2 separate regions of the Mus musculus genome follow, and region 1 is linked to region 2. The links are chromatin loops, found by intact Hi-C in ENCODE. Cell type or tissue: gastrocnemius. All regions are shown on one strand. Links, peaks and the distances in the headings refer to the core of each region. The heading gives the core; the rest is flanking DNA.

Region 1 (11,578 bases), core at 6,029-8,528, 100 kb before region 2:
AGACCCATCCTATGGGGAACACCAATCCTAACACTATTAATGACATGCCACTATGCCTGCAGACAGGAACAAGTTGTCCTCTGAGAGGCTATACCCAGCAGCTGACTCAGACTGATACAGACATCCAAAGCCAAACAGTGGATGGAGCTTGCGGACTCTTATGGAAGAATAGGAGGAAGGATTGGGGCCCTGAAGAGGATAGGAACTCCACAAGAAGACCAACAGAGTCAACTAACCTGGACCCTTGGAGCTTAAGAGTAAGTCTGAGCCACCAATCAAGGAACACACACGGGCTGGACCTGGGCCTCCCTCACATACATAGCAGATGTGCAGCTTGGCTTTCATGTGTGTCCTGGACAACTGGAATGTGGGCTATCCCAAAAGCTGTTGCCCGTACGTGGGATTTGTCTTTCTAGCTGGGCTGCCTTGCCTGGCCTCAGGGAGAGAGGAAGTGCCTAGCCTTGCAGAGACTTGAAGTGCCAGGGTGGAGGGAACTTGGGAGGGGGCACCACCTGCTCAGAGGAGAAGGGAAAAGATTGTGGGAGGGGGTGACTGGAAGGGGGGCAGTGAGCAGGATGTAAAGTGAATAAGTAAAGAAATAAAATTAAATTAAAAAGCCGGGTGTGGTGGCACACGCCTTTAATCCCAGCACTGGGGGGGGGGGGGGGGCGGCAGAGGCAGGCAGATTTCTGAGTTCGAGGCCAGCCTGGTCTACAAAGTGAGTTCCAGGACAGCCAGGGCTATATAGAGAAAACCTGTCTCGAAAAAAAAAATTAAATTAAAAGCACCCACCGGACACAGGCAATCCGGGTGCTCAGTACAGCCCAGGATCACGTATAAGGCTTACAGCAGTCTCGAAGGCAGGCAGGTGACTGTCTCCGTTTGCTGTCAGGAACAGGAAACATTAGGAGACATTTTAAATCATCCCACAGCGAGGAAACTGTTAATTCAGGACACAAACCCAGATTTGACTGACGCTGAGGACAGCCAGGTCCTGTCCTGTTTCCCTCCCTAGGATACACTGAAGGGGACAAGGTGGGTCACAAGGCCACTCACTAAATGGGCGTCAGGGAACTGAACAGGCTGCCCTCGGCTTTCCCATTTCTTTGTAAACCACACATCAATATCATCTGGTGAGATTTTAGGAAGATGTGACCAGGTGCCTCCCCACATTTAGGAGTCAGACTTCCTTGGGATGCAATCTGGAAGTCTGTAAGAGAGTTCCCCTGGCGAATGTATGGGGAGCCAATTGGAAGCATCCCATGAACAGGCTGCCGAGAGTGGGAGTGGCTTCCTTCATTGAAAGGGTCAGATGAGGGAAATTCTAAGGAAGGTCCGTGGGCATAAAGCCGGCTAGCTTCCTTCCTCAATCTCCCCCTTCTCCTACTTCCCTGCCTGGTTCCTTCAGTAATGAAGTTTTCCTGTCCCTTGTAGGCAGGACAAGTGACACTTGGAACAGCAGCGCCGCACAATGGAAAGCAACAAACACTACAGCGCTATGCGCATCGCAGGATGGCACTTTAATAGAGCATGGGGCTGCAGGTGCCCACGTGTCCTGCAGGGGGCAGCACGTCCCTACGTGTTTACGTGCTGACCAGGTTGGCCTTCAGGATAGATAAGCCACTTCTGTGCCAGGTCAGAAACCACAAGCTCCGCGTTCTGAAACTAGAATACTAGCAGGCGAAACAAAAAGGAGAAGCCTGCTACAACCAATGTCTGTGCCTTCCTGGGTAGGGTAAAAGTATGGGTTTCCCCGGCCTCTGTGACTTTAAAAACAAATATTTGGGCTGAAGAGATGGCTCAGCAGTTAATAGTATCTGCTGCACTTGCAGAGGTCCCGGACGGATGCCCAGAATCTCGGTGCCGCTCACAACCATCTGAAGCCTCAGTACTAGGGATCTGATATCCTTACGTGTAGGCAAAACACTCATATTGATAAAATAAATAATTAGCAACAACAAAGATCACATCGACAGTTGCGCCTCCTCTCAGGCACATCTTGGGAACAGTTATATTTGTGCTACACGTGAGTCAGGCGTCCTGATGACATATGGGTTGTGTCACTGTGTCTTCTAATTATACACCATTTGCCTTGACTTCTGGCACAGTCACCCTGCTCCTGTCTGCTTTGCACTCCACCCCCTCGTTTCACACAGACACACTTTTTTTCAAAAGTTGTCTGATATTTAGGTAGACACAGCTCTTCCAGTGCCATGTTGAATAACGGAACTAAATTGATGCAGCTAGAAATAATATTGCTAGCGTACATATTAACACCCCTACCAGATTGCTTTCTCTTCTCTTTTTAAACTTAAATTGCTTTCATTGATATAATGATTGCACTTTATATTTTTGTGATGGTAATGTACACATTGTGTGCTGGTTACGTCAGGATAATTAGCAGACCATCACCTTCAAGCAGTTTTTAAAATTAAGTCATATTTATTTATGTAGGTGTGTATGTGTGTGTGTGTAGGTGTGTATGTGTGTGTGTGTGTGTGCGTGCATGTGCCTCCATATACATGTAGTCAGAGGATAACTTTTAGGAGTCAGTTTGCTCCAGGGATCAAACTCTGCCAGATTTGGTGGCACCCGCTAAGCCCTCATGCCAGCTTGATTTGGTGGCACCCGCTAAGCCCTCATGCCAGCTTGATGGAATGTTATTATTTCTTCATGTTGAATAAATACATTGAAATCCTCCCTTCTCCTTGGTTTTTTTTAAAGATTTATTTATTATTATACATAAGTACACTGTAGCTGTCTTCAGATGCACCAGAAGAGGGCCTCAAATCTCATTGCAGGTGGTTGTGAGCCACCATGTGGTTGCTGGGATTTGAACTCAGGACCTTCAGAAGAACAGTCCCTTCTCCTTGTTAGGAGACAGACATATCGGTACATTTTCTTTTCATCCCAGTGAGCCATAGAACCCCAAAACTTACTGTTGTCCGCACATCAAACCCACGACCAGCCTCACCCTAGCCCTCCTTCCTTCCTGTTCTCCCCAGCTTCTCACCAGGACTGTTCTCAGCTTCAACTCTCAGCTATCATTCAGCATTTTTAGATTCCACATCTGAGTGAAATCATAGCTTGTGTCTGCCTAATTTTACTTAATGTAAAGACCCCCAAGTCCACCCACGGTGTTAAAAATGGTGGGCTTTTCTTCCTTTTATAGCTGAATGGCATTTATGACTGAATAGCATACCACAGATTCCTTAGATAGTGCTCCTCCCATGCCCATCTGGGTTGACTGGGTTTCTTTCTTTTCTTTTTTTAAAAAATTAGATATTTTCTTTATTTACATTTATTTTTGTTTTGTTTTGTTTTTTGAGACAGGGTTTCTCTGTATAGCTCTGGCTGTCCTGGAACTCGCTCTGTAGGCCAGGCTGGCCTCAAACACAGAAATCTGCCTGCCTCTGCCTCCCAAGTGCTGGGATTAAAGGAGAGCGCCACCACTGCCCAACTTTATTTACATTTCAAATGTTATTCCCTCTCCTGGTTTCCCCTCCAAAAACCCCCTATCTCCACCACACCCCCCCCCCACCAACCCACTCACTCCTGCTTCCAGGCCCTGGCATTCCCCTACACTGGGGCATGAAGCCTTCATAGGACCAAGGGCCTCTCCTCCCATTGATGACCGACTAGGCCATCCTCTGCTACATATGCAGCTGGAGCCATGAGTCCCACCATGTGTACTCTATGGTTGGTGGTTTAGTCTGGGGTACTGGTAAGTTCATATTGTTCCTTTTGACTGGGAGTCTTATCTACTATGAGCAGGACTTCAGTAAACTCAGGAGTGCAGGTGTTTCTGATAGTCTGATTTCATCTCCTTTAGACAGAAACCCGGTCAAACTCTCTCCTGGTACTTCTACTGTCTCCTGTAAAGGCCGTGCTAGTTTGAATTCTCACTAGTAATGTGTGTGACATATGTGTGTGTGTTTGTGTGTGCATGAATGTGTTACCGAGCTACCTCCTGAACCTCTTATTTTTAAGATTTATTCTGACTTTCTACTTATTTTATTTTTAGTTGCAACGCGTGTAAGGCTTGAATATGTGTGCACATAAGTGTAGGTGCCTGTGTAGACCAGAGGCATTGGATGCCCTTGGAACAAGAGTTACAGTCATTAACTCCTGGCGAATCCCTTAATGTAGCTACCCAGGTCCAAAAGTACATCCTTAGCAAGAGCTGTCTGCCCACTGAGCCATCTTTCCAGCCTCCTGAAAGGTTCTTGAGGTTGTTTGTTTGTTTGTGGGTTTTGTTGTTGTTATTTTTTTTAATTTTATTTTTTTATTATAGGGTATCACCATGTAACTGTGGCTACTCTGGAACTCAATATATAGACCAGGCTGGCCTCAACCTCACAGAGATCCTGCCTCTGCCTCCCTTGCACTGGGATTAAAGGTGTGTGACACCACTGCCCAGAGGAAAAAATACTTTAGCAGAGTGGAAAGTAAAGAAAAATCAGGGAGAAGGAGAAGTGAAAACTAGAGTAGATAAGATTCAACTCAGGTGACCAAGAAAAGAATGTGGGCAGGGCTTGGAGGTTCCAAGGAGGGTCTAACCTAAGGCAGCCAGAAGGGAGGGGGGTAAGTCTAGTGTTTTCACAGACTGGAACTCCCAAGGGTGCATCATGGTCAAAGAAATGACTTACCAATCACAAATGGGCCTTCTGTGAGAGAAAACGGTAACTTTGTGTCGCTTTATTTTGCTTTTTTTCTGTTTATTTTGTGACAGGACCTCCCTATGTAGACCTGCCTTTCCTCAAGCCTGTCATCCCCCTGCCTCAGACTCCTGAGTGCTATTAGCCACCATGCCAGCTTCATTTCTCATTTTTGTGGGCTTTTCGCTTCTACGTATGTTCAAGAGAATGCAGAATGTCTGAGAAAAGGCTGGGGCTTCTGCACCTCACCCATGCCCCTTCCTCGACAGACCAACCATCTCTCTCTGAGGTACCCGATTGTCTCTGGAAGCATTCTGTCCTGTGGAGGATGAAATAATCCATCGATTTCCATGGTGTAAATGTGAGAAGATGGGATCTGGACCGGTGACTCGGTCACGGCTGTAAAGAAGAATAAGTAAGTCTGGAAGGAGTGAGATTGAGGGGCAGAACGCATTGGTTAATTGGGTTTCTGATTAACTACGGGTTAATGAGAAGACACTTCTGTCTGAAATCTCTCTAGATTGCCTCAGTCCATTGCCTCGCTTTAATAAGTAACCTAATGAACATAATTAAATCTCTTCTTACCGATTCTGCATCCTGCAGAGCCTTGGGATCATTGCTCTGAACACAATATGTAATTCTACCCTGCACTGTAGCTGCAGAAGGTACCGGAATTACAGGCAGCTCCTCCTCACTCCCTCGCTTTAAACAAACAAACAAACAAACAAACATGCCCACGATCTATATCTTCATTATATGTAAATCTATCTTAGTTAAAGCAAGTGCCAGTTGTGTATCATAGGATATGTCCAACCCTTTGGCCCATGAGGGGACTTGGAGATTGTGAAATGTAATAATGCTACATAAAAATAGAAGAAAAGTAAAATAAAGGGGGCAGGGAGCATGAGGACAGCTAGGGGACAGCCCGATCTGCGGTGAGGGCAGCAGGATCTGCTGTGAATCCGTAAGGTCTGTCCCCACGCTGGGCCACCACTGGCCTCACTGGGAGGCTCCTACTATGCCTCCCCGTCCCTGACAAAAAGTGGTGGTCATTTTTGAAATTGCTTGTTTTAGTGAAATGAAAATAAAATCCGCTAAAATGTCAGAGCCGGGGAAGGGGGGGGGGTGAGGAAGAGTCGGATTCCTTTTGTTCACTGATACATTCTCAATACACCAAGAGGGTCTCCCCTTGTGAAAGGTCTCCAACATGTGTTGGAGGAATGAAAGAACAAAACGGAGAATCAATATTTATTATGTACAAGTGTCTTAGTTAGGGTTTTACTGCTGTGAACAGACACCATGACCAAGGCAACTCTCGTAGGGACAACATTTAATTGGGGCTGCCTTATAGATTCAGAGGTTCAGTCCATTATGATCAAGGTGGAAACACATGACAGCATCCAGGCAGGCATGGTGCAGGAGGAGCTGAGAGGTCTACATCTTCATCTGAAGGCTGCTACCAGAATACTGGCTTCCAGGCAGCTAGGGTGAGGGTCTTAAAGCTCACACCCACAGTGACACACCTACTCCAACAGGGCCACACCTTCTACTAGTCACTCCATGGGCCGAGCATATACAAACCATGGAAACAAGAGTACTTGATTCTGTGGCGTTTAACATTGAATCCAATCCAAGAACACAGCACTGAAGTTTATAAAGCAGAGAGACGTGACTCTATTAGACATTTATCAAGATTGGTGGAACACAGGCCCCACCTTAGTTAGCTTTGATGACAAATTAAAGCTTTCCGTGGCTGTCAAAAATGGTCTGACCAAAAATAAAACATCAAAATTCTACTCAGGCAAATGTTCCATATGGATTATCACACATTCCTTGAAATAAGGCCAACGGGGCCATCAAAACTTGGAAGCCGAAAATGCAGAGACTATACCCGGCAATTATTATCCACTGGACCCTTGACTGGAGTTGCAAGGACTGGCAAGTGTGCTTACAGGATGCTACGTCTGAGGATATGCCTCAGACTCAGGCAGGGAAGGAGGAACCTGCAGAAGCCCTGCTCTAACGGACCAGTCTAAAACCCATCAGTGCAGGCATCTATGGTTGTGTGGCTGCTGTGTTTGGACAGACTCTTGGTTTTGACAAAGATGGCACTTACCTACTGGAGTGCACTCACCTTCCTAATCCAGAAAATTCCAGGCCTCCAGATCCTTTGAATTTTGCTTCCCTTTCATCATCACTAAGCCATACTTTTTTTTTTTAAAATAAGTCATGCTTTTTGAATGGATTTTTAAAAAAGATTTATTTATTTATTATATGTAAGTACACTGTAGCTGTCTTCAGATACTCCAGAAGAGGGCATCAGATTTTGTTACGGATGGTTGTGAGCCACCATGTGGTTGCTGGGATTTGAACTCGGGACCTCCGGAAGGGCAGTTGGCGCTCTTAACCACTGAGCCATCTCGCCAGCCCCCAAGCCATACCTCTTTTGAAGTTAAGAATATTTGTTGATTGGGTGCATCTTAGGGACCCACTGAAGGAGCCTCTGCTGCACTGTAATGATCTGTGGACATTTAAAACAGGGAGTGTGAGGGGTTTGGAAAACCATCCCTGGGTAGATGAGATGGGTAAGCGAGAGGGAAATGAAGATTTTTTTTTTTTAAATTACTCATTGTGAGTGGATGTGTACGTGGGCTGCACTCACATTGTGGTCAGAAGATAGCTTGCTGTTCTTGCCTTCCACATGTGGGTTTCAGGAATCAAACTTAGGCCATGGGACTTGGCAGCAAGCCACTTACCCACTGAGCCGTCTCATTGGCCCAACGCTCGTGTTTTTAATTAAGTCCCAGGCTCGGATGATTTTGAGTGCACCTCTAAATCCCTTAATCCTCATAACCTCAACTGCACACTACAAACAGCGCTTTGTGGGGACAGTCACACAAAACCACACTGCCAGCTGACAAAGTCCATTGAAAACATCCTTGCTATCGTTTCCTTATTCCTTGATGTCACCTGGTTTCTGAACACACCCAGTGAGAGCCTGCCATACCCTGGAGAGCCTGCCCTCTGGGGAGAGATCGGGCTTTCTGTGCTCTTGACCTCAGATGCCTGCTCAATCCTCTCTACCCTCTTCTGAGCCAGCACTTTTGGAGGTGAATGAATGACAAGGCGGTGAATTGACTGGACATAGAATGCGAAGAAGAGGGGATGCTCTCGAGTCCCCTTAGACTGAAAAGACAGACTTCAGGGAACAAAGGGGCCAAGAATGGGCTGCCTGGGGAAGCCGTGTACTGCGCAGGTTCTAGACTGCAGGGCTGGTGGGATCCAGGGCTCTTACAGGTCGGTCTGAGACCTGGGAAGGCAGGGGTGTCTGGAAAGGGTGGACCTAGATTTCTGTTCTACAGTCTTGAAGAGACACAATAATCTTAAAAAGACTATTTTATTTCCTGCTTTCTTTTAAAAAATGGATTTATGTCTGTGTACCATGTGCATTCCCAGTATCTGTGGAGACCAGAAGAGAACTTCATGTTCCCAGAGACTGGATCAACAGGTAGTATGGACTATCATGCAGGTACTGGGACTCGAACCTGGGGCCTCTTAAATAAATATTCTTTAGTCTCTCTGCTGCCTAGCTCCTTTGCAGACACAGGTTGAGCGGCACACAGAGGCAAAGAGATGTCTCAATAGGGGTGTGTCTTCATGTCTGCTTAAGGATGTTATGTAATCTGTCTGTGAGAGATGAGTTCCATTGGCCTTCCAAGTCTTGACAGTAAATCTTTGATCTTCGTGGAACGGGGAGGATTTGACCGACCCAAGACTAATTATATAACTTAATTATTAGTCCCCTCCCACTCAGTCACTTCAGAAGCTCCCTGCCCTGAGTCTCCAAATGACTGGACATGGAATTCGACGAAAGGGGACGCTCCCGAGTCCCCTTAGACTGAAAAGACAGACTTCAGGGAACAAAGAGGCCAAGATCTTTCCTGTCAAGATCTCATAAGACCTTTCTTTCTCAGTTTTTGTTTGTTTGTGTGTGTTTGTGTGTATGTGTGTGTTTTGTTTGTTTGTTTGTTTTGAGGCAGAGTCTCATACAGCCCAGGCTGGCTTTGAACTTGCTATGTAGACAAGGATGATAACCTTGTCCCTCTCCTTCTTCCTTCCAAATGCTGGCTTTACAGGTGTGTTGCCACCATCGGTTCAAACTCAAGGCTTTATGAAGGCTAGGCAACCACCCAGTCACTTGAACTACACTCCAACCCTTGCCCTCCTTTTCAAATCTCAAGCTTTTCATTTTCTCCTCAGGAGAGAGCCCTCAGACTCAGTCACCGAGGCCACAGGAATGGCTTCCTCACCGGAGCACTGTGCATGTCACTGACCATACTGCATCCAGAATGATCTTTGGAAAATCACACCCTGCGTTCAGACTCCCTGTTAAGAACTCTTTATTGGTTTTACTGGGGTGAAGCCTGGCGATGTCAGCCCTCTGGGACAAGGTGCCTTCCCGCTTAAGCCTGTCCTTCGTCTCTGAGCACGTTCCCTCTATTCCCATGTTCCAATGGCAGAACCTGAGAATGAGTACTCTCTCTTCTCTACATGCTACTGTCCCCTATCCTTCTCCCACTAAGACGGAGCTAGCTAACCCTGCTTTTTTCCAACTCTCTAGAAAGTTTTCCAGGCTTCCTCCCCATACCAGATCCCCTCTAAGCCTCCTGTACCTGCCATTTCCACATTGTGATTGCATCTGGCTTATTGCTGTCCTTCTTACAGTACATGGACCAATGTACCTTTCATTAGGTATTTATTTCTTGACCTTATCCATAATACCATGCCATAGTGTGGGGGATGTTTAAAGAGTTCTCTTTCTGGCCGGGCAGTGGTGGCGCACATCTTTAATCCCAGCACTTGGGAGACAGAGGCAGGCAGATTTCTGAGTTAGAGACCAGCCAGGTCTACAAAGTGAGTTCCAGGACAGCTAGGGCTACACAGAGAAACCCTGTCTCAAAAAACCAAAACCAAACCAAACCAAACCAAACCAAACCAAACCAAACCAAATCAAACCAAGCCAAAACAAAACAAAACAAAAGAGTTCTCTTTTTAAACCCTGTTGATGAATTGTGTAGTTTCTACTATTCTGCTTTAAGCTCCGGGCAGAGAGCACTACAAGCCCACTGCCCAGGTCCCCTTGGATACTCGGATGAAAGACCCCCCACACACATTAGCTTATTTTTAATATGCTTTTATCTCAATGGCCTGACTCTTCTAAGCCTTCCTCAGCTAGCGCTCCCTTCTCTTCACTTCCAGCTCAAACCTCTCTAATCCTTCCCTCAGTTGCCCAGTTATCTTCTCCTTGCTCAGCATCCTAAATCTGCCCTCAGCTTAGATGTGTTTCTAATCTCCTGCCTGCTACCCTAGGCCCAGTCAGGGAAGTGGCCAATGGCCATCCCACCTGAGATCTCACAGAGTGGGTGACCCCTTCTCCTCCTGCTGCATCTTAACCTGCCTCTGGGAACCTGGAAGTCCACCTCTTCTGCCTAGCCACTGGCTGCTAGCATCTTTATTGATCCATCAAGAACCAATTGGGGAACAGGACTTCAGCCTTCACAGGCAGATTTCCGAGCATATCGTCAGAACCACCACTTACACATTGGTTTTTCTCAGACAACAAATATGCATTTTAACAAAGATTCCATGCAAGCGGTAAGCCCAGTGCTAGATTATGTTTATCCATTTGCTTTCAAAACTAGGGAACAAGTCAGGAATTGGAATGTATGCCCCAGGGTAGAGTGGCAGGATGACAGATCGATTGGGAAGAGTCTGTCCCCAGGGTATTTGGGCCCCTTGGTAAAGCCTCAGCTCACATTGTTGAGTCTATCCCTCATTTCTAAACCAAGGGCACGTAGTGACAAGGGTGTCCTGTCTTCACTTTGCCTCCTTTCTGCTCACCACACTCTAATTCTCCTACCGCTGGTACGTGGACCACGTGACCTAAAGAAATCCCTTTCTCAATTTTCCGTGTCAGATAAATGTCAGTATAATCTTGTTTTTCCAGCAAGGCAAAAGAATTAGACTTAAAGTCAGCATGGTAATATGCACTTTCATTTTCTGAGTCTCAGTATTTCTACCCTCTAATATGTAGTTAAAATGAACTCCCTGCCATGACCCCATACTCCGTAATAAGCCAATGTTTATCTCATCCCACTCCTCTTCTCTCCCCCCCCCCCATTCTCCTTGTCTTCTTTACCTCTCCTCCTCTGTTCTTATTCTGTTTCCTTTATGAACAATTTCTATCCAAAGCTGGTGGATAAGCAAGGCGGAGGCTTCACGGAGCAGGGTAGATGGGCAGGTGTAGACATAACTACAGAGGCGTGCAGTACATGAGAGGTCTTCATGTACCACAAGGGGGCGCCTATGATTGCAAGATGGATCCGGGGTTGGGTGAACAGGGCAGCCTTGGAGAAGTGAAGCCAGTGTGTGCTGATGGCCTCGAGTGCTGTGAAGGTGAATAAATATTTGGTGAAGAAAGGAATATTTAAGCAATTTCCAAGAATCTTCTTAAATGACTATTTTTTTTTAATATTTATTTATTTTATGTATTTGGGTACACTGTCCCTGTCTTCAGACACACCAGAAGAAGGCATCAGATCCCATCACAGATGGTTGTAAGCCACCATATGGTTGCTGGGAATTGAACTCAGGACCTCTGGAAAAGCAGTCAGTGCTCTTAACTGCTAAACCATCTCTCCAGCCCAACTATTTTGTGTATGGATGGTTTTGTCTGCATGTATGCCTGTTCATTGCATGCATTCCCAGTGCCCTTCAGAGGCCAAAGGAGGGTGCCAGATCCCTCAGGACTGGAGTGGGTGGTGGGATGTCTTAAAGGCCGAGACATCTTTCCAGATGCTCTTTAAATAAATCTCAAACCCCTTACCCTAATCACATGATGGAATATGACCAGGCATGGG
Region 2 (11,578 bases), core at 4,866-7,365:
CTCAATCCAGAAGAAACCCCAAGGCTCTGCAGAGCTACATGAGACAGCTGAAGTGGCAAGAAGCCAGAAGTTCTTTCGTGCATTTCTCTCTACGAAGTCACAAGCTCAGAGAAGAAATAAAGGTGAACCAAGGCAAGAGTGATGTCAATGAAGACCGGCAAGGCGAACCAATGTCAAAGGACCATTCACTGTAGGCTGGTTTATACTTACACTCTTTCCAAACGTCCCATGTCCTCTCAAGCGTCCGCTCCAGCAAAACATCACATGCCTTTTCACCAGGCAGCTTCCAGAAGAGCGTCACGTGTCCATTCTCAGCAAAACATCTCAAGTGCCTGCCAGTTTTAGAGAAAAATATCCTCTCATAAGACAGCTTCCAGAAAGACATCACATGACATAATTGAGTCTCAAAACACACACACACACACACACACACACACACAGACACACACACACACACCAAAAAAACCAGAAATTTCCACTTCAATGGTAGCTGCCTTCTGCTCTTACCCTAAGAACTTTCCTGGGGCAAAGTTTAAAAGCAAAAGACCAATTTCTTTGGCAGAGGAGTTTTCAAGACAGCCTAATATTGACTCTGTTCCATGTTTATCAGTGATCACTCTTATAGTTTACAATTGAAAAAGAAAAAGCAAGTAAGGCAGGCAATAACATACAATTTAAAGAGGAAACTATGCTCCAGCCAATACTTGTGCTGAATAAGCTAAGAATAAGGAGATGTTTGATCTGCACTGGATCTGGACTGGAGGGTTATCCTCAGGGAAAGACCTCTCTTAGCTAAGCCTCCAACCTGGGAAAGGAAAAGGCCTAAGGACTTTCCTGATCCTAAAAACAACTACATCTAAAAACTGCTGCTGTAGCCGGGCAGTGGTGGCGCACACCTTTCGAAAATCCCAGCACTCGGGAGGCAGAGGCAGGCAGATTTCTGAGTTCGAGGCCAGCCTGGTCTACAGAGTGAGTTCCAGGACAGCCAGGGCTATACAGAGAAACCCTGTCAAACAAAAAACAAAAACAAACAAACAAAAAAAAAACAAGAAACCTGCTGCTAACATGGTCTCATGGGGTGAGAATCCACCCCAAGCTGGCTGTCAAACTGTCTATGATTTGTCATCTAGGTGGCAAAGATTCAAGAATGAAGGGTCATGGATTCTTTCTCCATGGTTTCAGTGAGCGGCTGAGGCCAAGCAATGTGTGCTAGGGAAGCCCCTGTGTGAGAGCCTTGAGAGAACTAGAGACCCTAAGAGGCCATTGCATAAAGCTGGGGATGTGAAGCTTGGGTTTTATTTAAGACCCTAAGATGTTGGAGATGCCGAAACTGTGGAGCATTTGACAAGGAAAGCTGCATGCAAGGAGTGGACCCAGCTCAAGATAAATGTATTTCAGGCAGGAAACTTGAAAGATGGGCCATCTAAGCCCTTTTCCATTGCACATAAAGCTACAGGATTTGGAGTTTACACGGCTGGGTTTCAGTCTTGCTTTGGTTCAATATTTCCTCACCCATGCCTCCATTCCTCCGTTTTGCAATCTATCTTATGCGCCACTGTATGTTGGAAGTATATTGTGGAGAGCCGTGCGTGCCGCGAGCAATCGCCATTATAAGATGGCACTGGCCTCCACTGTGCCTAACTAGTAAACAAGCCTTGTACACAAGCCTTGTACACAGGTTCGAGAGTGAACTCACGCCCAGTCACTGCCTATTTTGGGGCGTAGTAATGGGGTGATGGGCGAGCAACTAATCAGGTGCTGTCACGCCACATCAGGTGCTGAAACGTCATGCTGCGGGCTATATAAGCAGCGCCATTTTCCGGGTTCGGGGTCTTCCTGAGAAGTAAGCAATAAAGCTTTTGCCGCAGAAGATTCCGGTTGTCCTGAGTGTGTTCTTGCCGGCGGGGACAAAAGCTCAGGCAATAGTATATGATTTGCTTTTTGATTTCACGGGTGCTTACCATGAAGATATTCCCTTGACTCTCAGAGGAGACTTGGACTGTGGACTCTCAGACAGTGTTGGAACTGTGAATGAGTATAGGGGCTTTAGTCACTGAACTTAAATGCATTTTGCATTAACAGATATTGCTACAAGCCTGTGAGGGCCTAGGAATGTGGTGGTGTGGATGAGAGTGGCTCGTTTATTTGAATACTTGTCACCACATTGACAAAACTGTTTGGAAAGGATTAGGAGGTGTGGCCTTGGTGGGTGAGGTGTGTCACTGGCAGCAGGCTTTGAGGTTTCAAGAAATTCATGTGATTCCCAATGCATGCGCTCTAAAATATCTTTCTTCATTATTCAACCTTAATATCTATATCATGCAATTTGAACAGAAAAAAAAAAAAGGGTGAAGTTTTCTTCCAATGTCCTGATGCAGGCCTCTAGTAGAAGGTGTGCCCCAGATTAAAAGTGTGTACTACCAAGCCTGGGTCTGGAATTTGCTTTGTTCCAGGCTGGCTTTGAACTCAGAGATCTGCTTGCCTCTGTCTCCTGGGATTAAAGGCATGTACTAACTTGCCTGGGCCTAAGCTTTTCATGGCCACTATGCCTCAAGATCTCCATGACAAGAACCAAGTCAGAAACCTGTGTCTTCCAGCCTCAAGATCTGACCACAGGTATGCCTTTCATTTCTGGATTATAGTTCATTGCAGATGTAGTCAAGAAGAGGACCAGAAATAGCCATCGCCATGTTCTTCCCAAAGTATAGGCCCAAGTACATTTATTAACAATAAGGGTCTTGGGCTGGAGAGATGGCTCAGTGGCTAAGAGCACTGACTGCTCTTCCAGAGGTCCTGAGTTCAATTCCCAGCAACCTCATGGTGGCTCACGACCATCTGTAATGGGATCTGTTGCCCTCTTCTGGTGTGTCTGAAGACAGCAACAGTGTAGTCATAATATATTAAATAAATAATTTTAAAAATAAGGGTCTAGAGATGTAGGTCAGTGGTTCAATCTCACAGAGCTATAAAATAGGATCATTGCTAGTGAAAATTAAAATAAGCGAGTTGTTTTGAAAAACATTTTTGGAGGGTCCTCAAAATTAAAAACTAGGGGGAAAGTACTGGAGGGAAGGCTCAGTGGATAAGAGCATTTGCTGTGCAAACATAAGATCATGAGTTTAAATTCCAAGCAGTCCCATTAAAAAGCTGGGAGTGCTTAGCACTGGAGTGTAGAGACAGGCAGATCACCCAAGGAAAAGCACGGCATAGGCACACATGCTTGTCACTTCAGTGTTGTTCCTGGGCAGAGTCGGTCAGAAGCTTGCTGGCCAACCAGTCTATCAAAATAATAAGTTCTAGGTTCAGTGCGCGACTAAATCAGAAGGGGAGGCAGATAGCCAGCATCTTCACTGCTTTCCACAAGTGCATGCACAGATGTACTCATCAGCACACACGTGTATACACGTGCATACCATGGCACACACATACACACAATTAAAATTAGGCTGGCAATCCCAGCACTAGGCAGATAGAGGCAGGAGGGTCAGACATTAAATGTCATCCCAGCTATATAGTAAGTTTGAGGCCAGTCAGGGATCACAAGACCCTGTCTCAATAAAACGGACTAACATACCAAAGTACTGAAAGGCTCGGTATTGGAACGCTATCCAAATGAGGCGAAGTTGGTTTGTCAAAGAGACACCTGCACTCTCGTGTTCATTACATCATCCAAGCAACCCAAATGCCCATCAAGAGATAAATGGCCAAAACATTCTATCAGCCCAAGCAAGCAAGCAAACCAAAACCCTCCAGCAGCATGCACTCAACTCATAACATTCAACTGCGAAAGGATGAGATCTTGTCCTTTGTACCATTCGTGGGCCTGAGGCCTTTGATCCACTCTGAGTTGATTATTAGTTATAGCTGAGACCTATTTCCAATCTTCTGTTTGTGATTGATATGCAGAATGTATAGGGAATTCAAAAGCTGAACATCAGGGACTGGAGAGACAGCTCAGTGGTTAAGAGTACTTGCTGCTCTTCCAGAGGACCCAGGTTCAATTCCCAGCAATCACTTTATGCAGTTTACAACTCCCTGTAACTAGCGCCAGGCAGGGTATCTGATACCCCTCTCCCAGTCTAGCCTCTGCAAATGCCTACAACACACACACACACACACACACACACACACACACACACACGCAGAGAGAGAGAGAGAGAGAGAGAGAGAGAGAGAGAGAGAGAGGGATGGGGGAACAGAGAGCATACACAAACACATATGCATGCACATAGGTGAAATAAATACACATACCTAAAAAAATAATAAAAATAAATCTTAAAAACCAGTGAACTTTCCCCTCACCCAGTTAGGATGGCTGTTATCAAAGAGACAACACAACAAAACAAACCTTCCCCTTCAAAAAAACCAATAAGACAGTTGTTAAAGGGAACAGTAACTCTAACAGTCATAAAAACAATCTAGAAATTTCTCACAAAACTGAATATAGAAGCCATAGGCATCAGTGACCCCACAACTGGTATAAGTTCAAAGATGGTGGCATTGTTACCCCCAAAAGACACTTGTGCTCCCATGGTGATTACGGCGCTGTTCACAATGATAAAAGTGTGAAATCACCCACACGCCTTTCAGAGGATGGGTAGAGTTTGAAATGTGGTGTATGCAATGGTGTATTAGTCAGCCACAAACAAGAATGAAGACCTGTGACTTGCAGCAACACAGGTGGAACCGGAGGTCATTGTGTCAGATGCAATAAGCCAGACACAAAAAGTTCAAATACAGTGTTCTCGGAAACTATTAAGTTAATCTTTTATAGGATGGAATCATATTGACTCAAGGATAACATTTCCAACATATAAAAATAACCAGCGTTTGGGCCAGCCAGATGCTCAGTGGGTGGTCGCACTCGCTATTTATGACCAGTGACCTGAATTTGACCCTCAGGTCACACACAATGGAAGGAGAGAACCAACTCCCACATTATCCTCTGATCTCTACGTATGTGCCATGCCTATTACACTGCCCACACACACACTCACAGAGTAAATAAAGTAATTTAATAATAACTTTAAAGGATAACTCATGTTTGAAGAGAAGGAAATGTTTACTATCCCGATTGATTATTATACATTGTATGCATTGAACTGCCATAAATTACCAGTTGTGCTGTATAAAGATATACAAATACTATGCAGCATTGAAGTGTCTTTAATTAATTAAAAAAAACCCAACCAAGTAGTTGAGTAGACATTTATATATTCTCTATTATATAGTCATTCTGGGTGTATTGATTTCGCTGAGTCACTAATCGTGCCATTGATAAGAGTGTGTCCAGGAGCAACCATCAGAAATGTAAAATGGGAGAGGAAAGAATTTTACCAGGTGGGGACCAATTAAAACATGTGTAATTAAACCAGATGTGGTGGTGCTTGCCTTTAATTCCAGCAGAGGTAGGTGTGTCTCAGAGTTCAAGGCTAGCCTGGTCTACATAGTAAGTCCCTGGGACCGCCAGAGCTACATTAAGGAGGGAGAGGGGGAGAGGAGAGAAACCTTACTGGAGCTGGAGAGATGGCCCAATGGTTAAGTGTATTACTGCTCTTGAAGACGAATGGTGTTCCGTTCCCACACTCATAAGCAGCTACAACTGTAACTCTAGTCCCAGGGTATGTGAGCATTCTGGCTTCTGTGGGCACATGCATGCACTTGGTACTCATAAGCAAATGTGTCTTCACACACATACAAATCAATAAAGGCAATAATAAGCCTTAGACAAATACCCTCAACAACAACAAAACAACAAAACCAGTACTATTGTGACCCAACACTGTCCTACCAACACAAACCTACCTGTCACAGTGTTGAAATATCACTAAAAGAGAAGCCTAATGTGTCAAGTAATGTCTGACCCATGTACATATTAAAAAAGAATTCTCTCGAAGAAGTGTCTGTCAGACTTGTATTTAGAAAGCCACCCAGAACACCAACCATGACAGTCAATTAAGTTCAACTTCAAGACAAGGCTAGCTCCCGCCTCAGCACTTAGTCTCTTCCAGTTTATTCTAGTTTCACAACGTGGATGACTGAGGTTTCAGACACAGATCTCCAACCCCATGTCCTTTCCATGGAGTTCTCCTCAGGCACCCATGACCTCCAGACAGTCCCTACGTAGACATGTAGGGACGTGCTGCCCCCTGCAGGACACGTGGGCACCTGCAGCCTCTGGATCTACTAAAGTGCCATCCTGCGACGTGCTTGGCGCTGTAGTGTTTGTTCCTTTCCACTGTGCGGCGCTGCTGTTCCGAGTGTTACTGTCCTCCCTGCAAGGGGCAGGAAAACTTCATGACTGCAGGAACCAGGCATAAAAAGGCATAAACAGGGAGGTAGGAAAAGGGGGAGATCACAGAAAGAAGCTGGCAGGCTATTTATGTCCACTGGCTTTCCTTAGAATCCTCCTCATCTGGTCCTTTCCATGAGGAAAGCCACCCCAACTCTCAACACCCCTTTCTTGGGATGCTTCCAAAAGTTCCCAAACCTGGCTTCCAACACAATCGCCAAGGGAAATCTCTTACAGACTTCCAGATTGCTTCCCAGGAAAGTCTGACTCCTAAATGTGGGGAGACATTCGGTCACCATTCCCTCAGATCTCACCAGATGTTGTTGTTGTGTGGTTTACAAAGAAATAAGAGAGCAGAGGCAATCTTAAGGGGCTTGGCCCTTGTGGGACTCCGTGAACTCCCTTTTCTTAGTTCAGTAACAATGAACAGAATTCTGCTGTATGCTCTAGGGATCTGCATGCCCAGGGCAGCCTGCTCAGTTTCCTGAAGCCCATTTAGTGAGTGGCCCTGTGACCCACCTTGTCATGGATTCCAAGAACCAAGCTGCAGTGTCCCCTTTCTTCAGTGTACTGAGAGCGTCCTAGGGAGGGAAACAGGACAGGACCTGGCTGTCCTCAGCATCAGTCAGATCTGGGTTTGTGTCCTGAATTAACATTTTCCTCGCTGTGGGATGATTTAAAATGTCTCCTAATGTTTCCTGTTCCTGACAGCAAACGGAGACAGTCACCTGCCTGCCTCCGAGGCTGCTGTAAGCCTTAAATGTGATCCTGGTCTCTACTGAGCACCCAGGCTGCCCATGGTGTCTAGCAAGTGTCAGCTCTTCCCAGCAGTGAGAACAGCCTTACTGCTATCTCTTCAATGCTGCTCTCTTCAATGCCCTCCACTCCCGTGAACCCACAATGCGCATGGGGTTTTATGCCCTGTTCTGAAGACAGCTGCTTGGCCTCAGCACCAACATCCCATGAAGAAAAGAAAGCCAAGAAGTGTCCGACCTCTGGAGACTCAAGGCTCTTGGACAAGCGCACAGGGTCACTAGGCACTTTTCCATAGCAGGACTTAAGCCAAATGGTCTGCACTTGTTCCTGTAATATACGGGAAAACTCACAACTATGGCCTTCTTCCCTCCAGCCTGCAGTTGCTAACAGAACAGCCCAATGTTACCACACAATTCCTCAACTTCTGCGTCTTTCTTTTCTTCATAAAAAAACACAATGTCCTTTGTATCACCTTAGCCATTTTAAGTGCTATATATCTGTGTAGTTGTGAAACAATCTATCCTACTTCTTTTATCCTTGAGTCGGCTCTCTTTCCGCATCTTACTTCCTTGTGATGGCGCCTGGCATTCAGACTCAGCATCTCTGGCATCCATCCTTGAATACTTCCATCCCTCTGACTAACACTCATTGGTTCCACGGCATTCTGTGGGCCGACCCATTACTCCCTGTGCAGTTCCAGCTACACCATTCTAATCTAGATCCTTATTATTTCTGATCTGTGCAGTGCAAGAGTTTTCTCGGTGATTTTCCTGTCTCACTCTTACTCCAATCTTTATTTTATCCTGGGTCAAGGAGCGAGGCATGGCAGGAATCGATCCCAAGACCGCGCCAATGCAAGTTAACCTCGTCCATAAATGCTTTTGATCATGACGTCCCTTCATTCATAAACATCTTCACTGAAGCTGGTCGTGGTGGCACAGGCCTGTTACCTCAACCTTCAGGAGCCTGAGGCAGGAGAAGTAAAAAGTTCAAGAACAATTTGTCCTACACAGTGATACGAGGCCAGCCCTGGCTACATGGCAAGACTGTGTCTCAAGGAGTTAGACATGTGGCTCAATAATTAAAGGCACTTTCTGTTCTTCCAGAGGACCTGGATTCTGTTCCCAGCACCCACACTCACAACTATCTGTAGCTCCAGAATTACAGAGTGCACATAAAATCATGCAAGCGTTGTAGGTGCACACACACACACAGTAACTTAATAGTGTTTTTCTTTTTAAAGATTCCTTTTTATTTTGTGTGTGAGTGCTTTGCCTGCATGGATGTATATATAGGCACCGTATGTGTACCTGGTGTACACAGGGGAGGGAGCACCAGATAGCTCTGTGGTAGAGTGTTTGCTTCGCTTGCACAAGGCTCTGGATTTGATGCCCAACACAGCAAAGACACACTTTCAGTGACATGACAGCCTGGCACACAAGCTTCTTTTGGATATGCCCTAACACATCTTTTTGGCATTATTTCCAATAAGCATGGAGTGATTTCAAGGAAACGACCAAAAGGGGGAGCCATTGCTGATGTCAAAAGCAAAAGCACAGCTTCATCAAGACTGCCCAACACCATAATGGCATTGCTTTGATTAGAGCTGTCATTTCTAAGAATGTTCTCCCAGGCCTCCGATGATGGACAAACACATACCATTCAGAAAACATTGCTAAAGATGGTTCTTACAAAAGCCTACCTGGTGGTGCAGACCTTTAATCTCAACACTCAGGAGGCAGAGGTGGGGAATTTCTGTGTGTTCGAGGCCAACCTGAACCACGAGTCAGGACATTTAGAACTAAAAAGAGAGGCCCTGTCTCAAACAGCAACAGCAGCAGCAGTAGCAGCAGCAGCAGCAGCATCTGTATTATTTTAATTTTAAAAATAATAGAAACTTAGCTCCTTTTGGAAAGGATGGATCCAAACTACTGGAAAATTTTTGCTGTCTACTGCTTCTGCTCTTGGCAAAATCACCCTCGTCTTCGACCTGGATGACTATAGAGTCTGCCTTCATATTGCTCCCTGCTCCTGGACCACTGCAGAGCCTGTCTGCATGGTGCTCCCAGCTCCTGCCTGTGAGTCCTTTAATCCTTTCTTTGCTCAGCAACCAGAGCACATTTCTGAATATAAGCCATGTCATGATATCTCTCTGCTTAAAACCCTCCTACTGTTTCCATCATCTTCTTTCACACTATGTATCAAATGAAACCCTTTGCCGTTTGTTTTCCACGTCCCTGTGATATCACCATGGCAACAAAGGCTCTTTTTGCTCATCACAGCTGAATCCCTAGTGCCCAGGCAACACCTAACTTGTCATGAGCACCTATGACATAGACGCTGAGTGAATGAATGGACTGTGTTGGAGCAATGTTGATAGACAGCAGCTTACAGACAAGATTGTCCTGACAGTGATGTCAGTTTTACTTGTGGAAAGATCCTCCTTTGGAAAGGAACCTCCCCAAAGTACTATTGTATCCAATCCTTTCCCCCCCCCCTCCCCCGTTTGATTTAGTCCTCTCTGAAACTATCAAGTTCTCTTGCAGTCAGCAATAACCTTAGGTCTCTCAGCACCAGTCGTAGCTCTTGGGATCCTAACATTCCTGTCCTCTTCCAGTTTTTGTCAAAGTTCTCTGTGAAACCCAGGAGTCACACAAATATCCTGCTCAAAATAATGGCCATGCAAGAGAGATGCCACTTCGAAGTACCCATTCTAGAGAGCAGTTTTTACATCTCTATGTCTCTAATCTGTCTGTCTTCCTTCTTTCTTTTCCTTCCCTTTCCTTTCCTTTCTTCTTTTTTTCTTTTCTTTTCTTTTCTTTTCTTTCTTTTTTCTTTTTTTTTTTTTAAGATAAGGTCTCACTATGCAGTAGTGAGTTCCTTGCTGGCCTGAAACTTGCTATTTAGACCAGGCTGGCTTGGAACTCAAAGAGATCTGCCTGTTTCTGTGTTGGAATTCAAGGCGTGCGCTATCATGCCCACTGGCCCTCAACCTTTTCATAATCTTTGTCCATGGGGCCCACATATCATACATAGCCTCTTATGAATATATTTGGGTATTCAGGTTCAGCAGAGCAGAAGATTTGAAAGTACCGAAGAACGTAGATCCTAGAATCTCCCACCTGGTTTTTGGTCACTCCTCTCAGAGCAGGTTATAGGAATGAGTCTGAAATTTCAGTGGCCAGGCCAGCCAAATAATAGTAAGGGGCTGGTTCCATGAGTAAAGGTGTTAGCCACACAATCCTGATGACAGGGCTTCATTCCCTGGAACCTACATTAACAGCGAAAGGAAAAAGGAAAACCCATCGTAGAAGCACACATCTGTAATCTCAGTCATCCTGTGATGAGATGGGAGACAGAGACAGAGTTGCCTAAGTCACTTACAGACCAACTAGCCTGAAGGAAACATGGCACGCGCAGAAACAAGAAAGATCCTGCTTCAACAAGGTGGAAGGCAAGAGCCAACATGTGGATGCTGGGAATCAAACCTGGGTCCTCTGCAAGAGCAGCAAGCACTCTTAACCTCCAAGCCCCGCCGACAGTTCCTGCTCATGAAAAGTTTATGTTTCTAAAAATTCAGAAACTTCTGTAGTTCTAAGTTTCATTGTGACATCTTTAGGCACGTATGCCATTAGACCATATTATCTCTCTGTCTAGATATTAATCCTTCATTAGATGTATAGTTGGCATAATATGTTTCCTATTATGTAGGCTGTGCGTAAGCTTTTATATTTCATGCACGTGTATCTGTTGGTGTTTGCTATTATTTCCTGTGAACACCAAATCCTTTTGAAAAAGCCCTTGTATCCATCTCAGGAAGCCTGTGTTTCCATCCAGCAGTTTCTTTCTTTCTTTCTTCCTTTCTTCCTTCCTTTCTTTCTTTCTTTCTTTCTTTCTTTCTTTCTTTCTTTCTTTCTTTCTTTCTTTTGTTCTTTCGTTCTTTCGTTCTTTCTTCCTTTCTTCCTTTCTTCCTTCCTTCCTTCCTTCCTTCCTTCCTTCCTTCCTTCCTTCCTTCCTGTCTTCCTGTCTTTCTTTCTTTTCTTTTCTTTCTTTCTTTCTTTCTTTCTTTCTTTCTTTCTTTCTTTTTTTTTTTTTTTTTTTTGGTTTTTCTGAGACAGGGTTTCTCTGTGTGACCCTGGCTGTCCTGGAACTCAGTCTGTAGACCAGGCTGGCCTCGACTCAGAAATCCGCCTGCCTCTGCCTCCCGAGTGCTGGGATGAAAGGCGTGCGCCACCACTGCCTGGCCCTCCAGCAGTTTCTGAGATGCAGATTTTTGATCCATTTTGAACTGATTTTTGTGCTGGGTGAAAGGTGAGAGTTTTTCCAGGACCATTTGATAAAGAGAGACGATCTTAACTCACATGTGGAATGTTGATACCTTTGTCAAAGATTGACCCGTCACAGCTGTGTGGGCTTGTTTCTGGGTCCTTTGTCCCCGTCCGTTGGTCTGCCTACCTGGCTTGGTTTCTTTCTTTCTTTCTTTCTTTGCCAGTTATGCCTTTGCTGCCCTTGTGACCAAGTATTGTGGTA

Evidence for each region. A loop is a pair of places that touch in the nucleus more often than their neighbours do. Peaks named below come from ENCODE experiments on the same cell type or tissue, not always from the same donor. Only the 100,000 strongest peaks of a DNase experiment are listed, where the experiment ranks them.
Region 1: a loop joins it to region 2, with 5 times the contacts of the local background. A loop is called at or near these places in 13 of 42 quality-filtered maps.

Annotation. Positions count from the first base shown.
Region 1 is chr19:44,362,147-44,373,724 of GRCm38, forward strand. No RefSeq gene overlaps it. Among named protein-coding and RNA genes, the nearest start is that of Scd4, 35 kb to the left of the region's middle. In gastrocnemius, for the core only: no CTCF peak of the experiment used is centred there; a DNase peak (open chromatin) is centred at 7,419.
Region 2 is chr19:44,468,168-44,479,745 of GRCm38, forward strand. No RefSeq gene overlaps it. Among named protein-coding and RNA genes, the nearest start is that of Wnt8b, 20 kb to the right of the region's middle. In gastrocnemius, for the core only: a CTCF peak has its summit at 6,180 (motif pointing left); a DNase peak (open chromatin) is centred at 6,176.